Linked DNA regions of Homo sapiens: region 2 is linked to region 1. Evidence: chromatin loops called from intact Hi-C (ENCODE). Cell type or tissue: ascending aorta. All regions are shown on one strand. Each heading gives the region's core, and the rest is flanking DNA. Links, peaks and the distances in the headings are about the cores only. Region 1 has its middle 40 kb from the start of LINC00593. Region 2 overlaps PCAT29 (prostate cancer associated transcript 29).

Region 1 (6,466 bases), core at 2,117-4,616:
GACAGGCTGACCCAGAACTGGTACGTGTGACTTCCAAACATATCTCATTGATAGAACTTCTTCTTGCAGCCACTTCTACCTCCACAAGGAGTCTGGGAAATGCAGTCTTAAGTTCTATCACTGAGGGGCATGCATGGGGAGAGTGCATTATCAGGGGTAACCAGCCAACTTTGCCACAGGGAGGAGCCAATCCCAGGCATCCAGAAGACTGGAATGAACTTGGCTTGGGCATGTGGGGATGAGGATCTGAGTCTGCAAGGAACTCGTATAGGGCATCTCAGAGGAAAACCCTAATGGAGAAGTGGTGGACTCAGGGTCTTAATTACTAGGCAGGGCTCCAGAGATGATAAGGGGACCTTGCTGAGCATGGAAGTGAACTCACAGAATTCTGCGCCTGAGCTTTGGTTTATAAATAGACCTGCTTCTGGTAGGTTGAAGTCTTTAAAATTGTACTCTCTTCTAAATTAGCCTGGGGGAGAGAGGTCAACAGGGGTTTGCAGCTTTAAAAAACCTTGTTAGTCCTTTTGCAACTCAGAGAGTTCTTTGGTCAAAGAAAGAGTTACTTGTCCATTGATCTTTTTTGTAAATCCCACATCTGGTACACCTTTTTGGGTACAAGATTATACACCTGTGTGATGACTTTTACTGCTGGGAAGGATCTGCTGGGGATATTTGTTATCTCATTTTATCCTTACATCAATGTTATGAGATCAGCGTATGATCCCTGTTTGAAAGACACAGAAACTGAGGCTTAGGGATTTGTCCAAGGTCACCCAACCCCTTTTGCAGTGAAGCTAAGCCTTTTGTCTCTTTCCACTGCAACTCTCAAGAAGCAATTGGCTATCTGTGGCAACATGTCCAAAAATATGGAACGGTAGAACACTAGACCTTCACATGGACCTATGAGAGAAAGAAACAAATCTGTGGTCAAATAAGACTGGGAAATGAGGCATGTTTATCTAACTCCTCTCGGAGATTCACAGAGCACAGGAGAATACTGATGGTTCTGATGAATCCTGCAGGCTTTAAGTCATTGTTGGTTTAAATCATTGTTTAAATGTCTCTCTCTGACAAGGTTCCTCCAGCTGAAAAGGGTAAGAGGTTGACGGCTAGGTGACTCCAGGTAAAGTCTTGGATTGTCTGACCAAGTTGCTTATCATCTCTGTTGGGGTTTTGGGGAAAGGATAAACAGCATTTTGGTACTTCTCCCACTTAGTTCAGAACAAATTGGGAGATTGCTGGAGGGGTCATTCAGATGAAGATCAAAATATCAGCACCTCTGACACGTGCTACTCAGACAGGGATGCTCGGGTCCCTGGGAGGATGGACTCAGCACATCTTCTGAGTCAGCTTGGCTTAGCCTTTTCCTCCCTGACGCAGAGCCAACAGGCTGATTGCAGGCCCACCCTCAGAGGCTGGGCCCAGGGCACCTCTCAGCAGGCAAGCAGATCCCCTGGGGGAAACTCAGAGCGGCAGAACTCCTTCACCCAAACTCACCATTCAGGTAAGTTGCTGCTTCTCCCAACATGCTCCCACCCCTGGTTTCCTTACTTGGCACATAGAATTAATGAAACCCATTCTTTCTGTCTACAAAGGTTGTTAGCGGGGTGCCACAAAAGGCAATGGGGAAATACACTGAAAAATATAAACTGTTAAATTACTTTATTCAGGTATCAGTTCTCATACTCTTCTTATAAGGCTGATAGTTATGTTAAATGATTGATTCATTGATTCATTCATTCATTCAACGAAGATCTCATTTGTGAAGCACAACCTAGGTGCTGGTAGACAAAGAACAGCACTTCTGCTCAAGGAGAAAGAAAACGTTGAACTCCTATAGCCCAAGCTCCTGTCTGCAGACGAGGAAGCAAAGTTCAAAACAATCAGGGCCTCCCCCGGCGGCTGGGTTGGCTGGGGCGACAGAGCCACCACTCACCCCCAACTATGTCATGCTCCGTCCCACCTCTGTGCCTTTGCTCACTCTGCCTGACACCTCAAAGGCCCTCTCCACGTCTCTCCCTCCACCCAAATTCTGCCTATTCTTAGAGACTAGCTCCAGACCCGTTTCCCTGATGAGCCATTATATATTTTGGTCCCCCTTTGCTCGGAACTCACTGAGCCCTTACTATCTGCTGTGCTCATCTTAGCACTTGATTTTCTCCAATGGTTTTATGGGGCTATGTGTCATCTCCTCACTTACTGCCCTCTGCCCTGTCTTGGGTGCAGGAGGGGTCAGGGAGGGCTGTTTGCTGATGGCCTGCTGATGGATTTAGCCAGCCAGGGAAGGTGGCAGGCTGACGAGGATCTCATTTTCCCCTCTCGCTGACATGTTCCTAATTCGGCCTTATGAGATTTTTCTGAGATGTCAGCTGTGCTGTTTGGAGCTGGGCTGCAAAAGGCAGTATGTCCAGTGGCAAGGGGAATGGCACGTGGGAAGGGCTTGGCAGAGGGCAGGGGTGTCTGCCGCCTTTCCCAGCCTCCAGCAGGGTCTCGGAATGTTCTGGCCCACTTTGGAGTCTTAAAAGGACATGTTGGGATAAAAAAAACACTTACAGAGATTTTTGGAATGTGGGCCACAGAGAGAACATAATAGAAGGCCAAGGCTAAGGTCCTCCAAGGAGAATCACACGAGACCTGAGGGGGCCTGGGGCCGGGTGCGTGAGGACACATTCTCATGGGATGCCATCTCATAATGAGTGCCAACAGGACAGCTGGCCCCAAAGTGGCATTCCCCAGAAATGACTGCACTGCACTGGGTTTTGTCTCTGTGGCCTGTGACAGACCACTACCCTGTGCCTCAGTTTTCTTGTCTGTAAAAAGGGACAATTGGACTTCATCAGAGGCCACACATTAGTCTCAGGTGCTTTCTTTTTAAATTTGAATTCTTTCTATATTTAAAATGGGAATGTTTTACATTATCATTGTATTTTCTGGCTGTTCTTAAAAAAAAAAAACAAAAACGAATGTCCAGAAATCCTGCGCCTGCTCAGCAATCATCTGTGTGGCAGTCATCCCCCAAGTCCTGGCTTTCCTTTCCCTTGATGTGACCTTGTGTTCCCCTTGGGCATTCAGGCTTGTCCCCAACCCTTGCCCTGGCCACACACTTCCTGGGGTTCCTTCCAGCGTGGGCATCTGTGGTTAGGAGTGGACAGTGGGACGGGAGCTCACTGGGACAAGCAGTGCCTAAGGGCCCGGGCCCTAGGTGCTTAGCACGGCGCCTTCACTACCCACTGAGTGACCCTGGGGAGCCACCTCCCCCGTGCTTTCATTTTCCTCATCTATTAAAAGAGGGAGGTGGTTGAAACCATCAATAAGATCCTTTCAAGCTCTCACTTTTGATTCAGGCAAAAATGCCATTTGCCTGAATGAAATGGAACTGTGATTTCAATGCTGTGGAATGTGGCCGTCCCAGCCCTTGAAAACTTCATGACAGAGAGTGAGAGAGAGAGGAAGGAAAAGAAGGAAAGGGGACCCTAGCTAGTAGTGAGGTCTGAGCAAGTATGTGGCTCAGGCCGACCTGCTGAGACTGCTGGTGGGGTTGAAAGAAGCAACCCAGTCTCCTGGAATTCCTTCCAGGTCAAGGTCTTGGAATGCCTCCAACCCCACCCTTTCCAGAAGCCCAGGGCTCTAGGTTAAAGCTGAGGGTGTACAAATCAAACATTCACAGGGGTGGAGGCACAGCCAAATTTTTGGTGTACTCCGTGCCAATGGAGACTTCCTAATAAGTAGCCAGACTGAGGGAGAGTGTTTGGTCATCACGTGAGCAGGAGGGGCCTGCCCTGGGTGTCAGGAGACTCTGCGGTCACTCCAGCTCTTTCCTAATTGCTATTATTTTATTTATTTGGACTTCAATATTATTGACACCTCAATATTATAAAATAAATATTATTTTATTTATTTGGACCTTATTTATTTCTCATTTGTCAAACGAGCTTGAAGCAAACAAGTAATCGAGTCAACCTGTTCTATCTGACTCCTAAGAGGAAAAACAGGAGAGAACAGAAGCCAAATTCTTGGAAAGAAATGAATGTCCCACCAGGTGGCTTGTGGCGTTTCTTGGGAGAGTCCTCTCTGTGGTTTCTGTATCACATTTTCTCCGGGACAGTCTCACTGGCTCAGTACCATTGGGGGCCTGCCTGGTTCAGCCCCAGCAGACAGAGGGCTCCTTACTAAGCCTTCCAATCAGAGGGGCGCCCGCAAGCAGACAGAGACCTGAAGAAATACACACCACTCAGGGACTCAGCACAACCCACACACTGCTAGCTCTGTGGTCTCCTTAACCTGTACAGCATCCTCCCTGCCTCGGGTACTGAAGAAGGTGGGCAAGATGTCCCCTAGCTGCTGGGGAGGACCCCCAGAATCTTGACAGGCCTTGGGAATAGAGCCCTCTTCTGCAGGCAGTCCTTGGGAAGCTGGACACAGTGAGCTACAGAAGAAGTTTAAAGATCTGTTAGAGGCACAGATGTATCTAAATTCACAGGCAGTACTGTGAAGAGGCCTAGAAGGATGCTGGATTTAGGGGCCTGGCTTTGAAGTCCTGTCCTGATGACAGGGTACTGGTGGCCCATGATTTCATTTTCCTGAAGCCCCAGTTTCTGTACCTGTGTAATGGGGAAACACGCCTGCTGGCCCCCGCACAGCATCGTTGTGAGAAGAGATGGAAGAAGGTAGCTTTCAGGCTGGTTGGATAACTGCTGCCAATGGGAGCATGGAGTTGAGCAGCTGAACTTTTTTTTTTTTTTTTTTCAGACGGTGCCTGTCAGTCTCATTCTTGTTGCCCAGGCTGGAGTGCAATGGTGCAATATCGGCTCACCACAACCTCCGCCTCCCAGGTTTAAGCGATTCTCCTGCCTCAGCCTCCCGAGTAGCTAGGATTACAGGCATGTGCCACCACGCCCAGCTAATTTTTTTTTTTTTTTTTTTTTTTTAGTTGAGATGGGGTTTCTCCAGGTTGGTCAGGCTGGTCTCAAACTCCCGACCTCAGGTGATCAGCCCGCCTCGGCCTCCCAAAGTGCTGGGATTACAGGCGTGAGCCACTGCGTGCCCGGCAGCAGATGAACTTTCAATCGGAGCAATGGTATGATGGAAATGCCTGGGTAGAAAGGGGCTGAGAATGGGGGAGGGAAAGAGAATTGGCTGGATGGAGCCCCTGCCCCATCTCTGTCCCAAGGAGGCTATCAGTAGGGGAAGTAAGAGCCAGGGCTCTGGGCTCTGGAACCAGGCTGGCCTAAGTTTACATCCAAGGTCCCGAGAAGCTACGTGGCCCCAGGCAAGCTGTTGTACCTCTTTCAGCTTTTATTGCCTCTCTGTAAAATGGGGACAATATTCAGACCTCACAGAGTAGTTTGCAAGCTTAACGTGAAAAGGGATAACATATATAAAATGTCTAGTGCAGAGTCAGCACATCATACATGTAGCTGCTGGTATTTTCAACAACGTTTTGCTGTGGCTCACTTCTTCCAAGCAGGTAGTTCTAGGCAGCCCCCAGCCTGAGGATGGGTCCTGGCCCACAGGGAGGATGTGAAATGCTTCCTGGCTGAGGCAAGAATGACTTCAGCATCGGGTTCTGCCCGTGGCTGGAGCTCTGTGCTGCTGCCCTGATGGCTTCCTTGGTGTTGGGGTATCTGTCCTGCCTTGACCCCTGGCCCTGGCATCCCTCATTCCTGACCTAACCTATTCCTTCTTGACTCCTGGGCCTTGCCTCAACCATCCCCTTTTCAGCCTGCCTTGGTGGTGAGTGAGAGGAACTTGGGATCCAAGGCCCTCAATACCCTAGCCTTGAAGGAATCCGTGGAGGCTTACCGGTCTGTATGAAGCCAGTCTAGGGCTCCCCGAGGTGGTGCCTGTCCTATATCCCCTAATTTCCACCCTACAGGCAGAAATGAACTCACAGCTGATTTCTTCCCACCTGAAATTGCTCCTGCAGGCAACCCTAACAGGATCACTTTGAATCCCTGTGAGCTGCTCCTATAGCATCATGACCAAGGGCACAGGTCAGCTCTGAAGCCAGACTGCCTGAGTTTAAAATCCCAAGCCCATGACAATCTAGCTGTGTAACCTTAGGTCAGTGATGAAATTTTTGTGCATCTCATTTTCCCCACCTATAAAGATTTACCACATAGAATTCTCATGTGAATTAAATGAGATAATACAGTTCTTGGCACATAGTACATGCTCAATATATTCATCGTTATTTTCACTCCATTCCTCTGCAAATATCCACCTTAGATTTATGTCCAAATCCCTTCCCACCATCCCATGTTGGTGCTTCTTGGAGGGCGTGGTGCTCCCATGAACTCTCAGTCCTTAGGCCTGAATTTGAAATGTCTGGAGACTGACCTGGAGAGAAAACGAAGGGTCTGAATAATTGAATGGGAGGGATCCACGAAGGCCAGAGAGTGCGCTGGGGCAGCTTGTCTCCTTCTCAACTGCATTCACTCACCTGGATTGAGAAAGCAGAGATGCT
Region 2 (6,466 bases), core at 1,518-4,017, 200 kb before region 1:
AGTGCAATGGCACAATCTTGGCTCAGCGCAACCTCTGTCTCGTGGGTTCCAAGCGATTCTCCTGCCTCAGCCTCCGGAGTAGCTGGGATTACAGGCATGCACTACCATGCCCGGCTAATTTTGTATTTTTGGTAGAGACGGAGTTTCTCCATGCTGGTAAGGCTGGTCTCGAACTCCCGACCTCAGGTGATCCACCCGTTTGGGCCTCCCAAAGTGCTGGGACTGCAGGCATGAGCCACCACACCCGGCTGTTCTGCCTTTTCTAGGTTTTAACTTGTTCACTTAAACTTGGACATGATCTCTCAGGTTATGGGCCCAATACCAAGAATCTAAGTCCAGAGACCCAGGAGACAGAATCTGATTGGTCAATGGCTAGCCAATGGGGTGCCTCCCCTCAGTCAGGAGTCCATTGCTGTTCCAACAGCTGCAGCCAGGGAGAGGTACGTGAATGTGGATAAACATGGTGGCAGGGACAGTTCCTGTGGGTGGTCAGAAAAGGAGGCACTGACTGAGCAGGCAGCACATTGGCTAACATGTCTGCTGTGGGGAAAACTGGAATGACTTGGCTGTTGGATAAAATACTCAACCACATGTAGAAAATGCCCACCATGTATTTTTAAAAATGAATAGCTTCTGAAGGTTGGAGTCCAGGCTGCCATAAGGGTCTACATAACACTTGATTTCCAAGGAGTTTCCCCCTCGTTTTCCAAGTCTTTGGAGAGAGCAGTTAGTAGAAAATGTTAATGGCCAATTTTAGCAAATGACCATTTTGGTACTCCCAGGCCACTAGGGCTGGCTAGAGCTAATTTTTAGAATGCCCCCTTGATGATCCTGGCAACTTGTTTCATATTGACCTGGAGACACGGCATGGGCCCAGATCCAAATGTACTGCTAAGCCTACATTTGCTGTACTTGTGGGCAAGGAAAAGCCACCCCAATTACTCCATGTGGATTTCTCGTCTCAGAATATTCCATGGCTTGTCTGGTCTCACTGCAGAACTGCGGGGTGTGGTTGGGCAGGTTGCACACGACTGTGCTCATGACTCCCCTTAGACTCACACGGGAGCCTTGATTCCACGCTGGTTGCACGGTTTCATTTCTGTGCCTCCAGGTTCTCCCTCTGGACTGTGAGCTCTGGGATGCAAGAGATGCGACTTCCTCTTCTATTGCTTGCCCAAGGGGCTTGTGTAGGCCTGGCCACTCGTTTCTCTCCCCGTTCCTTCTGTCCCTCCGAGAAGACACTCAGACCCTGCCACCCATCCTCACACCGGATGTGAATGGAGGTCACTGCAGTCCCTCTCCTGGGCTACGCTTTAGGGCCCACTCTCATGGTGGCAGAGTCAATGTTGGCATCTGTTAAAGGGACCTCAGCCCAGTGGGCGGGGAGAGTGCTTTCCTGCAGAGCGGGTTGTGCTCAGTTGTGAACTCACAGCCAGCGCTGGTGAGACAAGCTCCAAGGCAGAGGCTAGTTTTCTCGGTCTTCCTCATGAACACGTGGTGGCTGCATTAGCTTATCCACAGGGTCCTCCTACTCTAAGCTTCTGGTCCCAATCAGTAAGCGACTGGCCCCTACTAGACCCCCACCTACTGGGTATTTGACTGATGGATGGAGTCACCATCTGTCTGCTTGGGCACCTGGAGCCCCTGAGCTCCAGTCCCTGCAAGCCTTTCCCTGCAGAGCCCAACCGCAGGGTTTGGCTGATAGCCTGGAACTGCCTCACCATCATTTTTCACTGGCCCCACCCCAAAGGACAGCCTCCCCAAGTAACCTTTTTCAATTGCTCCAACTTCCCTGGAGTGTTGACTTAGCCAGAGAGCACGCTCCCTCTCTAACCTCGGTGTGTTTGCTCAGCGGAGGAGCGGGCATTAGGTCCGCTTGACTCCATGAGCACACAGGTTCCTCTGTCTTTACAGGAGCGTCCCACGGAGGGGGTGCGGCGGGGGGCAGGGGAGACTGAGGAGGGAGGCGCAGCTTCCTGTTCTGCTGCCGGTTATCACAGGCTGTTCTAATGCTGCTCAAACAATATTGAGAATAACCCCGGCTCAATAGCACCAGTGTTAGGCTGCAAAGTCAATATTGGCTGAGCAAACACAGCAAATAAGGAGTTGCTATTTGCGTAGCTATGAGTACTTGTGTGCTCCGGCTGCCTCGACAGGGCCCTTGGAAATGAATGGGAAGGAGGAGGGTGTCTGGAGGTGGAGTGGGTTCCTGAGAGGGGATAGGCCAGGGTTTCTCACCTTGGCATTGTTAACAATTGGGGCCGGATGGTTCTTTGTTGTGGGGGAATATCCTCTGCGTTGTAGGATGTTTAGCAGCAGCCCTGGCCTCTGCCCTCTAGATGCCAGTAGCACCCGCTCCTGATTGTCCAGAGAAACCAAAATGTCTCTTGACATTGCCACATGTCCCCTGGGAAAGGACAGAGGGCAAAACCTCCCCCTGCTGAGACACACTAGGCTAGGTGCAGGACAAGGCTGAGGAGCAGACGGGCTAGAAAAGAGAGAAGGGCTGGGAGGGGCTCACTATGCCTCTTTGACCCTCCTGCTTTCCAGCTGGGGCTCTCCCCAGTCTCTTGTGAGTGCCAAGAAAAGCCAGCCTTTTTAAGAACTAGATGCAATGTACAAGTGCCTCTTCGATAGAAGAGCCTTTTCAGCTGCTGGCTGGATGTCCGTGGCCACCTGCTTACCCTTGCCCTGTCTTGGAACTCACTCCTGTTCTCCACCCCGAGAAAGAGAGAGGTGGTGAGATGCTCAGATAATTTATGTCTGTCTCTCTCTTGTAGAATTTCTGGCATGTTTTGCCCTGGCCGGTGACCTTCTCAGTCAGACATGCCTATTTATAACAATCTGTCCCTGGCTCTACTTCCTCCCCTTTGCCACAAGGGATTGGCTCGTGCATTCTTGAATGCTGCAAGTGGCCAAGGCTGGGCCTGTGGGAGGGCATGGGGCAGGGAGGGGAGCCAGGCACGCTGGCCAGAGGGCCTCCCTGGGGACAGGCTGCACCAGCTCAGTTCTCCTTCAGGCTCTGCAGGGTCACATCCAGGTTCACCTTTGGTCCGCTACTGGGAGGGCGATAGAGAGAGCGCTTATAGCCTGGTGAAGGCCAGGGCTGCCTCAGGGGCTGTCTGTGCCATAGTCACCAGTCCTCATTGCTGGGCCATAGCTGGAGCAGAAAGACGCCCAGAGAGGCTGTGCTGAGGGGCTCCGAACACATCTTGATGCCTGGAGACTTCTCCTCCAGGCCGGGCTGCCACGGCTCCCAGGTTGGGGTGGATTAGGAATGAAAAGAATGACACTGACCATAAATGAGCATTAGACACTGCTCCTTTTTGAATGTTGATCCTTTTGGTTGTGGTGGGAGTGAAGGGAAGCCCGTACTTGGAGCAGAAGGGGAGCCCGTACTTAGGCAGCTGTGATGATGTGGGGGTCATGATTGCCATACCATTGGCCTTGGCTTCAGAAAGTGGCATCTTGGGAGGAAGGAAAACTCCTGGATCTCCAGACGTTGAGAAGGAAAGAGCAGGCAGGCAGAAGAGAACCGGGCAGCCTAGGCGTGAAGCAGCTGCAGGAAGGTGGACAGCTGTGATTTTTTTTTCCTTTTTTTCAAAGTTAGCACACACCTTATGCACCACTCTATTTGGCCTCTCTCCTTCCCTCCTTCCTTTGACAGAGGAGGAGAAGACATTTGAGAAACCTACCGCATGCGACTCCTTCCTAAAGGTACTTGCACAAGAATGTTTCACAGAGCAATGGAAGCCTTTCAAAACTTGTCAGAACCATTGCCTGATTTCTTTAGAGACTTGGCAGGGGGCAGGTTGGCATGATTAGACTCAAGCCCCAAAGATGGAAGCATTCCTGAAGCAGTCATCCTGATTGTGGGGCCACCTGGGGAAACAGGGATCCCTCCCTCCAAAGCTGATTCTGCATTTGGAGTGTCGGGGAGGGCCTCGGGGTCTGGCCCACCCCAGCTGGAGCCCCCCTGCTGTTGCCTTATCCTGGTGGCCCGCTTCCCAGCTCCCTGCAGGTGTATTTTCCTTTCTGCTTGGAAGATGGGTGATGTGGGCTGTGGTTGTGGAGAAAGAAGCCTCGGTGTTAGCAATGGGGATGGAGAGGTCCATCAGCTGGCTTCGGTCTCACCTCTCTGGCATCCTGGGATCTTGTGTCAGACTTCATTTGAAGAGTGGCTTCTGCTCTTAAAAAAAGAAAAGTTGAAGCTATAGTAGAAAACAGCGTGACTTTCAAGCCAGGGGTAACTGAGTTCCCACCCCTGTTCTTTCACTTACTGGACACATTCACAAGAGTGGATGTCACCCTTCTGAGTGTCACTTGTCCCACCCGCAACATGGGAACAGTAACATTCAGCCTCTAGGGCTGAAGCAAGGATAAAATGAGACTGCATGTGTGTGTGGTGACAGTGCCATGCTCAATGCCATAGACACTTGGGAAATGGAAGCCCTTGATTCCTTTGCCTTCCCCTCTAGATCCTGCTCAGCTTCCCAGGCCAGCCCAGGTTGAGGCGCTGCCAGGTGGTCCCTTGGGACCTTGCTTCTGAAGCCCCCCAGTGATCTCTTCTCTCTTTGAGAGAAGGAGAGTGATAGAAAGAACACCTGCAGTGGACTCAAAAGACCTGGCTTTAAATGCCGACTCAGCAACTTAGTAGCTGTAAGGCATCAGGCCAGTGACCTAACCTCTCTGAACTTTGGTTTTCTCATCTGGATAATGGGCCTGATGATACTTTCCTCCGAGGTGCCAGTAAGTCAGGAGAAGGCAGTGCTTCAGAAATGTGGGTCTAGTTATGAAGCCCCCTTTGGGGTTTGTTTAAAGTGCAGGTTGCTTATGTTCACTACTCGAAGCTTCTGATGCAGTTGGTCTGGGGTGGAGCCCAGGAATCTGCTTTATAAATAAGCCAGCAGGTGGCTGGGATGCAGGTGGCCCACCAAGAAAAAATATAGAGTGTGTGATCCCAGTGTCCTGGGTGCTCTCCAGACCGTGTCTGCAGGGGAGGCCCCCACATAGCACAAACACACCCTATCTGTCTCTCCAGCAGCTCAAGCAGGACCACCAGGAAAGTCTTCTCAATTGCCTCTGAGATTCCCCCCAAATGCCACCTCATGCTGCAGTCGCCACATGGGCCTGTCCAGTTCTCGCTATGTTAACATAGGCGAGAACATGGACAGTTAATCCATGAGGTGAGTTCAGAAATCCAGCAGTCTGAAGGTGTAAAGTGGAGGGAGATGAAGAGAGAGGGGTGGGCAGGGAGCAAGTCCTGAAATCTGAGCTGAGGATAGGTCTGGACTTTTCCTCCATGATCAGGAGCCATCAAAGGTGTGAAGCAGGAGAAAGACCACTTTGGTGGACCTATGGGGGATGCACCAGAGGAGGCAAGGCTGGAATCAGGACCCCCTTATGAGGAGGTTGTAGTGGATGGGGATAGAAGCCAGGTAGGGCTAATGAGAAGGGAGAAAGTGGATGGATTGTATCAGTTTCCTTTTTGCTGCTGCAACAAATTTTAAACTTAAAGCAACACAACTTAATTTTCTTACAATTCTGGAGGCCAGAAGTTCAAAATCAATCTACTGGGCTAAAGCCAATGTGTCAGTCTGGCTGGTTCCTTTGGGAGGCTCTAGGGTAGACGTTATTCCCAGATTGCCTTTTCCAGCTTCTAGAAGCCACCTGCATGTCTTGGCTCATGGCCCCTTTCTGTCATCCTCAATCCGCATTATTCCAGTCTCAGCTACCATCATCACATCACCGTCTATCTGACTCTGACCTTCCTGCATCCCTCTTATAAGGACTGTTGTGGATATTCAGGGCCCAGCTGGAAAATCTCATCTCAAGGTTCTTAATCACATTGGCAAATTTCTCTTTGCCATGTGAGTTAACATTCACAGGTCCTAGGGGTTAGGACGTGGATATATTTGGAAGGCCATTATTTAGCCTAGCACCTGGATGCAAAGGACTTTGGGAACTGTAGCCAACACAATTTGGTAACTGTCTAGGGAGAATGGAGGTGATAATGGGAGAGAAAACCCCTGTGGATACTGGTTTGGGCAGCAAGTGAATGGTGGCGCTACCCACTGAAAGAAAGAAGGAGGAAGAACAGAGTTGGAAAGCAGGTATAGGGGGAGGTGTGGAATAACGTGCTCAGTTTTGAACATGTTGAATTTGAGATGTCCAGTAGGTCATCAGATACGTGGAATTCAGGGGAGAGGTCTGGGTGAGAAAGAAATCTGAGTCAGCCATGTGCAGCTGGTAATCGAAACTGGGGTGTGGGCAGCAGTAACTCAGGGAGCGTACAGAAAAGAAGTTTTTGAACTTTATGGTACATCAGAATAGCCTTGGCTTACAGTTGGCAGGTTTAGCAAATGAAAGTACAGGAGACCCTGTACAAGTTGAATTTCAGATAAACAACAAATACTTTTTTAGTATGTCTCACATATGGCACACACCTCGCTTGCCCTGCTTCTCA

Evidence for each region. Hi-C counts contacts between places; a loop is a spot of excess contacts. Peaks named below come from ENCODE experiments on the same cell type or tissue, not always from the same donor. Only the 100,000 strongest peaks of a DNase experiment are listed, where the experiment ranks them.
Region 2: a loop joins it to region 1, with 2.7 times the contacts of the local background. A loop is called at or near these places in 4 of 110 quality-filtered maps.

The regions. Positions count from the first base shown.
Region 1 is chr15:69,791,657-69,798,122 of GRCh38, forward strand. No RefSeq gene overlaps it. Among named protein-coding and RNA genes, the nearest start is that of LINC00593, 40 kb to the right of the region's middle. RefSeq lists an enhancer at 2,639-3,141. In ascending aorta, for the core only: no CTCF peak of the experiment used is centred there; DNase peaks (open chromatin) are centred at 2,555 and 3,585; H3K4me3 peaks cover 1,318 bases; H3K27ac peaks cover 2,500 bases.
Region 2 is chr15:69,592,747-69,599,212 of GRCh38, forward strand. All of the region lies in intron 1 of PCAT29 (prostate cancer associated transcript 29), which reads left to right. Among named protein-coding and RNA genes, the nearest start is that of PCAT29, 3.8 kb to the left of the region's middle. In ascending aorta, for the core only: a CTCF peak has its summit at 2,961; DNase peaks (open chromatin) are centred at 1,745, 2,065 and 2,905; H3K4me3 peaks cover 1,672 bases; H3K27ac peaks cover 2,500 bases.